Linked DNA regions of Homo sapiens: region 1 is linked to region 2. Evidence: read pairs that join two places in POLR2A ChIA-PET (ENCODE). Cell type or tissue: A673. All regions are shown on one strand. Region 1 overlaps CDH4 (cadherin 4). Region 2 overlaps CDH4 (cadherin 4).

Evidence for each region. ChIA-PET counts read pairs that join two places held together with the same protein. Peaks named below come from ENCODE experiments on the same cell type or tissue, not always from the same donor. Only the 100,000 strongest peaks of a DNase experiment are listed, where the experiment ranks them.
Region 1: POLR2A ChIA-PET joins it to region 2 with 5 read pairs; 2 of 35 experiments call an interaction of 5 or more read pairs at or near these places.

What each region holds. Positions count from the first base shown.
Region 1 is chr20:61,444,947-61,448,946 of GRCh38, reverse strand. The region is part of intron 2 of CDH4 (cadherin 4); the gene reads right to left. Among named protein-coding and RNA genes, the nearest start is that of CDH4, 190 kb to the right of the region's middle. RefSeq lists an enhancer at 1-265. In A673, no CTCF peak of the experiment used is centred here; no DNase peak of the experiment used is centred here.
Region 2 is chr20:61,529,067-61,533,066 of GRCh38, reverse strand. All of the region lies in intron 2 of CDH4 (cadherin 4), which reads right to left. Among named protein-coding and RNA genes, the nearest start is that of CDH4-AS2, 190 kb to the left of the region's middle. RefSeq lists an enhancer at 1,115-1,616. In A673, no CTCF peak of the experiment used is centred here; a DNase peak (open chromatin) is centred at 2,176; H3K27me3 peaks cover 655 bases.

The sequences.
Region 1 (4,000 bases), 84 kb after region 2:
TGCAGCTGGCTTCTAATCAAAATTTAAATATGCCAGGGCTTTTCGATTTTATTTTTCACGCTGTTGTTATTATTATTATTGCTATTTCCCCATCACTAACCTCGAAGTTTGGCCTAAAAAAAGAAAGAATAGCCTTTTCAGAGTATCAAAAAGAAAACCTCAGATGCGCGGGTGCCTATCTGTATATTCATTATACAGAACTGCACGTGCACGCGAGGAAAAGTTCATCATAACAAGGCTTAACACAGTGACGATTTCGGAGGCTAGGTCTATTTAAGTCATTTTCTACCACCAGAATGGTGATAATGCAATACAAAAAACTCCTCTTGCTCCTATCACAGCACAGAGCCGACTAAATCAGAGTCCGCTTTGTCCTTTCAGAGACACCCATTATCTTCCCAGAGAGCACAATGTGTGTATTTTACAAAACCCCCAACACAAATGGAAATAAAAAAACACATTATGAAGGAGATTGGAGGAGGCTGTGCCGTGATGTATGATTAACCGTACTCTGTTGGGTGCGAGTAGCAAACAACATCAAACGACCCAAATTTCTAGTAGTTTTTCTCCATTAATTTCTACATTCTGCTCATAAAACGTTCGCATAATACCTTTCCGGTCTGGAAGAGTGCAGGTTTGTTTCATAAACATCGCTTATGGAAACTATAAAAGCACCTTCTTCACAGTCAGCAGAATGTAAAAACAAGGTGCCCAGCTGTCCGTGATTCCTGGGATACAGAAGGAATTAAGTGCAAATGTCTCCTGGGGCACTGGCTTCCAGCCAGCATGGAGTCTAAAGACCTGCTGGGCTGAAACAAACCAGCAAAGCCTGGGCCAACCCACTTTTAAGATCCTTTTGGTTCTTTTCTACCTTGATTAGGTATGGAAATCAGCATAGAAAGCCCCAGGGACGAACAAGAAAGACAAACAGGATGCTGGTGGCAGAATCTTGGGAAAAGCCCATGACCTCCAAAAAGTAAGTTCATGCTTCAGAGTGTTGGGAAAGTAAGAGAAGAAGGAAAATGAAGGAAGAGGGAGAATTCTGGGGAAAGTGTTGGAAAATATGATGAAAGGAAGGTAAAAAAGAGGGTTATGGAATGAAGATATAATTTCCAAATGAAAGTCTTGTACATCATTATGTTTTAAAAAGCAAATAAAAATAGAGTTTGAAGATACAGGCAAAAGGTGACATTCTCGTCCTCGCCATCCAAGTCTTATTTTTCCTTTTCTACTCTTGCTCCTACCTCTTCTCCTCCCTTCCCATGCATCGTATTAAAATTTTCCATGCACCATCTCAAGCTAAAAAAAAAAAAAAAAAAAAAGGAAGTAGAATGAGCAGGGGAGAGAAAATGGATCTGAGTGGGAAAGGGGAAAGTAGGAGACCCCGAATGATTAAAAAGTGAAATGGGACAAGACTGAAAAGCATGACTTCCAAATACCAGGAAAGCCTTTATATCGAAAACACCATGAATAGGTCGGGCACACTGGCTCATGCCTGTAATTTCAGCACTTTGGAAGGCCGAGGTGGACAGATCACCTGAGGTCAGGAGTTTGAGCCCAGCTTGGCCTACATAGCAAAACCCTGTCTCTACTAAAAATACAAAAAAAAAAAAAAAAAAAAAATCAGCTGGGCGTGGTGGCGCATGCCTGTAATCCCAGCTACTTGGGAGGCTGGGGCAGGAGAATTGCTTGAACCCAGGAGGCGGAGGTTGCAGTGAGCTGAGATCGCACCACCGCACACCAGCCTGAGTGACAGAGTGAGACTCCGTCTCAAAAACAAACAAGCAAACAAACAAAAAACACCATGAATAAACCCAAAAGACAAAATCACAGAGAGTATTTATAATGAGTATGGTAGGCAAAAAGGTTAGTAAATAAACAGTATACAAAGAATTCCTCCAAATCATACTGGAAAAGATATGTACTCCAGAGGGAAAAACGTAAGTTAAAATAAACACACACAAAATCCAAAGAGATGACTAATTTACAAAGAAAAAAACTAATGACCAATAAACAATTGGCAATAAAAATTCAGCTTCACTAATAATGACATATAAAAATGTGTAAATAACAATTTTCCCCTAACAAATTGGCCAAACTGAATATATTTATTAAGGTATATATATAATTGTACACACTCTCCACCCCAACACATACCCTGGGTTAAGGTGAGACAGGTGCTCAGACACACACAAACTCATGAATGGATAAGCGGGCTGGGCTTTCTTCGGGCAGACCAGCAACACATGCGGAAACCTTAAAACCATTCTAGTTCTTCAGTCCTGGGAGTCAACCCCAAGGAAATGAACAGAGATGTGTGAAAAACGCATGCACAAGAATTCGCTTTACAGCCACCTTCTATCATGAAAAGTGCAAGCAACCCAACTTTTTAAGATGAGGCGGATCAGCTGAACGATAATCCATGAGATGGAATGTTTATGCAGCTATGAACGTTTGATGACACGGAACAGTGCAAGTGATGCCAATAGAATAAGACTGTTTGTTTAAAAGTATGACGCTAGATCTTATTTAAAATTGTTTTAACTTAAACTATGGGTATGATCAAAGTATAATCTTTTTATTGGAGAAGTAATTTTGTAAGCAAAATAATTAATCAAGTATTTATGTACATTTTTGCACCCCTACTTATTTTTAGATATATAAATAAAAGTGAGACAAACTTGTAGAAATAAGTTTATAAGAAAATAGCAGTAGGCCTTGGTCTAATAAATGTATTTTACATGATTATCTCTGGCTGACACTGCTTAGTGACTGCTAGTCCAGTCTGGTTCCAAGGTCATCTTAGTAAAACACACCCTTCCCAAGTATGACCCACACATTTGATCTCTGATTTCATTTTTCATGGTCTTTCTTAAAGTGGACCTAGGAATCATCACTTCTAAATCAACTGCGCACCCACAGTTTCCTTGTGGTTTCAGTTTCACTGCCATGTGTGCTACACTGTAACCAACTGCTATCCACCAGCGGGCATGGGAGGCTCCAGGGCCAGCGTTCTGGAGGAAAGGACGCCAGGCACTGGCCCACAGATGGCCTCCTTCAGGACTGCGCGGAGGACTAGCTCAGATGGGCTGGGAACCCTCCCTCCCCATGTCAAATCAGGAAAGGGCGAAGGACCATGGCGTCCAGCCAGCACGTCACATCCTGGGAAAGGTCTCGCAAGTCTCTACCTTTAATGCTGCAACATGGCTTTACTTCTTTTTCCTTTTTTAAAAATCGAGAGCACTGTGAAATATAACACAAACCCGGTGTATTCTGAAGTTGGTGAGAAAATTGCTTCTCTAGAACTAAAAGTAGAATGGCCTTGGTCCCTTTGCCTCCTGCTGACCTGTTGGAAGAAGGAAGGAAGAGGAAGGGAGGGGAGAGGGGGAGGAGGGGCCGGAGGGAAGCCAGGGGAGGTTTGAGGGGCATTGGTCTTGCCCAGCTCTTCGTCACTCCCACCCTTCCTATCATCTGCACTCCCATGCCCCGCCTGCCTCAGAGGGCCCTCACTGTGGCTGGTCTTGGCATGGGGTGCTATGGCCACTCACTTTGAAGGAGAGACCTGGGGCAACAACTCATGCCTTCGGCTTGGCCAAGTGGACCTTTCCTTCGGAGTCAGACTCTGAGCACTGATGCTGTCCTGCCTGGGGATGGCCGGGGCCCTGCCTGGCTCTCCACAGGCCTCTTGGTTCCTGGATATTGTTCAGCTGGGGTCCCCCAGCTCCATTGATTCCAGAGCTTCCTGACAGTCTTCGAATACAATCCCTGGCCAGAGGTGGCCAGGGTCAGGCTGGGATTCTTGCAATAGGGAGTGGGGGAAGAGTGGAGAAAAAAGACTAGGGACAAGAATTCCCCGTAGCAAGCACCAAGATGGGAAGGGAAAATGCTCCATCAACACATGCGTGCACGCACACAGAGATACACACAGCCACAGAGAAACACACATGCAGATACATACAAACACACACGCAAAGAAACCCACACACATATACACACAGAT
Region 2 (4,000 bases):
AGCTGTCTCCCCCTGCCCCACACCAGCTGGCATTCCCTGCAGAAGAGGCCATTTGGAAAGCAGGCCAAGGAACCAGTGAGCCTGGGAGTGAAACTGAGCCTGAGATAAGAACCACAGCCCAGCCCCGGCCCGTACCTTGATTGCATCGCAGGGAGACCTGAGCAGAGAGCCCAGCTACGCCACACTGACCTGCCAAACTCTGAGAAGACAGAGGAGTGTTGCTTCAGCTGCTACGCTTGTGGGAACTGGTTACGGGACACAGAAAACTCATCACATGCCTTTCATACCTACTGATCCCGCCAAAACACCTTCCCCAATCTCCCCTAGAACCCGGCCAGAGAACCCGTCTCCCCAGAGCCTGCTCCACCTCACATCAAACCTTAAAACATTGGCTGATCAGATTAGAAACGTGGTGCTTTGGTTTGCTTTTAACTGATTTCTGGGGCAGGAGAGCATTTTCACAGACTCGCTGCTTGCATTGCTTGTGTGTTTTGCACTGATATCCCTTGTCCACTTACTCATCGTTTTCTGTTGTGTGCACTTGTTGTTACTGAACGGTGGTGAGATGCGGGTCTTTTTAAAGATGAGTCACAGGTGACATAAGGAGTGGGGTCAGATTTCAGGGTCTCTGAGTTCTGAAACCGAAGAGGTTCATTTTCATACGGGGCTCCATTTTTACATTTGCCGCCTCGTGTTGAACTGGTGCCAGGGTCCCACACATGGGACCTCCTTCATGTGTGAAGACCATAGAAGAACAAAGAAACCAGGACATGACTTAGTTTAGGTGCAGTCCCGCCTGGAGGCAGGGGACAGAGAGAAAAACCCAGCAAACTCACGGTGCTCAGGGCTTGGGTGCCTCCTGGGTGGCCCCTTTTGTGGGGTCCATGCCCTGCAGGCGATTGGGGATGGTGTCATCAGTGTGTCCTCACACAGTCAGGACACGGAGGGCAGCAGCTTCTTAGGGTCTTGCTCACACCTGTGTTTTATCCGCCTCTCCTCCTCAGTGGCAGAGCCTGAGGGCCGGCAACAGGCGCCACTTCTATGAGACTGGCCGACGCTTTCCACAGCTGAGGATCCTCCACCACAGGCTGAAGCCACCTCGTTTCCTCACTTGAGCAGCGCAGAAGATAAGAACAAACTTTAAAATCCTGGATAATCCTCACTTTACTAATAAGCATTTTATCTAAATCCTGCTTTTAAAATTGTGCTTCCCCAACCGGTGTTGGTCGAAGTGAGTTTCCACATCCAATTTCCAGTCTGCATTCTGAGAGCACTCGCTCCAGGCCTGTGCGTCAGGCTGATGACTCATCCCGGCCTCATCTCAAAGCCAATCCGTGGCCCCTGCCAGCTGGGGCTCCACCGTGCTGCATCCATGTCCACGCATGCACTTGGCGCTGCCCTCCAGCCCACCCCCAGGGATGGTCCGTGAATGCCATCCAGAAAATATTTATTTAAATTAACTTAGCAAAGCTTTTTACAACACACATCCTCATGTGCCACACATTTCGGCTCTTTCATATTAATTCATTCCACCTTATAACAAATGGAAGTAAATCCTTTTGCTAAATCCCTTTTTTTTTTTTTTTTTTTTTTTGAGATGCAGTCTTGCTCTGTCGCCCAGGCTGGAGTGCAATGGCACGATCTTGGCTCACTGCAACCTCTGCCTCCCAGGTTCAAGTGATTTTCCCTGCCTCAGCCTCCTGAGTACCTGGGATTACAGGCACCCACCACCATGCCCGGCTAATTTTTGTATTTTTAGTAGAGACGGGGTTTCACCACATTGGCCAGGCTGGTCTTGAACTCCTGACCTCAGGTGATCCACCTGTCTCGGCCTCCCAAGGTACTGAAATTACAGGCATGAGCCACTATGCCTGGCCTGCTATACCCATTTTACAGATAAGAAAAGTGAGGCAAGAGGAGGCCACCCAGCTGGAGAGCTCAAATATAGCAGGTCAGGTCCAAGGTCTCCCTCTGGTGCCTGTGTACCGAATTTCCCTCAGCAGCCCTCAGCAGCTCTGTGTACCGAATTTCCAAAACCTGAAGGCTGTTGAGCCTTGCTTTTCCCTTGGCCCACCCATCTGGGGGCCTAGAGATGAACTATTGGCATAGATATTAGTTGTCCTGACAGCCAGGGCCTCGGAGCAGCTGATTCTTTCCAACACGTATTCAGCACCTCCTCCCTGGACAGCGCTGTGGCTGCAGCTATGGATAAAACAGTGAAGAAGGCTGCAAGAGGCTGGAGATACTTGTCTCTAATGCTGGATCTGGCTGAGGGCAGGACTGCCCTCACTCGTTCTGTTGTGCGCTCACCTGCTCCCCAGCCCTCACTCCTGGATCCAGCATCCACGGTTTAGGGTAACAGATCCATCTACTTCATGGCATCAAACACTTCTGACACAGCCCCTTTCTAGCCAAAGCATTCTGATTGCCTCTCTATTTTCCGAGGGCCTCTGCGACTCTCCTTCGACTGCCTCCCTGGCTTGCTCTGGCTTTCATCCAGCCTGATAGAGCTTTCTGGGGGAGCCAGGGGAAGAGGCTACTTCCCAGTACATGCCGTGCAGGGTCCCCTTGCCACGGCATCCCTCCACCACAGTGATGGCAGAGTCACTCAGCGTGACTCTGCTCTGCCATGTACAGCTTCAGTCAAGACCAAAAGGCCCCAGACTGTGTCAGGGTAGGATTCTAAGGAAGGGCCACTGGGGCAACAGCCATAACAGCTAAGATCAAACATAATGCTGGCCGGGCGCAGTGGCTCACACCTATAATCCCAGTGCTTTGGGAGGCCGAAGGGGCGGATCACTTGAGGTCAGGAGTTCGAGACCAGCCTGGCCAACATGGTGAAATCCCATCTCTACTAAAATACAAAAATTAGCCGGGTGTGGGGTGGTTCCCTATAATCCCAGCTACTCAGGAGGCTGAGGCAGGAGAATCGCTTGAACCTGGGAGGCGGAGGTTGTAGTGAGTTGAGATCATGCCACTGCACTCCAGTCTGGGCAACAGAGCAAGACTCCCTCTCAAAACAAACAAACACACAAACAAACAAACAAACAAAAACAAATAAATTAGCCAAGCATGGTGGCAGGCACCTGTAATCCCAGCTATTTGGGAGGCTGAGCCAGGTGAATAGCTTGAATCTGCGAGGCAGAGGTTACAATGAGTCAAGATTGTGGCACTGCACTCTAGCCTGGGTGACATAGCGAGACTCCATCTCAAAAAAAAGAAAAGAAAAGAAAAATTACACTGATGAGTGTGTTCCACCCATCAGACAGCTCTTCCAATAAAAGAACCTTGAGCAAGAACGAGAAGTTCTGAAGACACCACCCAAGATACCTCTAGGAAGGGAAGAAAACAGAGGCATGTGACGTTCCCTCAAGGCCCTCGCTCACCATGAACACAGGACAGGGCCTCTCCCCATGTTTCAACAGAAACGTATGAAACAGCAGACATAATTCCCAAACCACACGAGGCATTGAACAGACCTGCAGATGACAGAGATTCTCTTTCCTCACTGCACAGATTCCTATAGTCAGATTCCATGGCATGTTGCAACACATTTGTATGAAATTATAAAAACCAACATTCACCCCAGGATTGTGCAACAAATAGAATTTATTAAAGTACTTGTGAAGCGCCTCCAGTGAGAAATTCATCTTTGGTCCAGATTTTAATAAGGATTATATAATCATAATGAGACTGTAATAAAACAGCATCACCTGAATAATCCATTTTATTACCAGTTTTATTATGAGTTCCCCATTTATTACAATTCACTGGATATTTAAAGCCTATGTAAATGATGCAATATAAAATATATGAGGAACAAGAATTATGGTGCTTACCTATGTAAATTTATCTTCCTGATATCTAAGATCTCCAGACTTCTGAAGTTTACACAATCAAAAAGGATCTTGAAAGGTTACAAAGGTGGCTTTGGGTCTCAGGAATGAAATATCAATGTCTCACCATGAAAATGGTCATTCCTTCCTATGGATTTGAAACC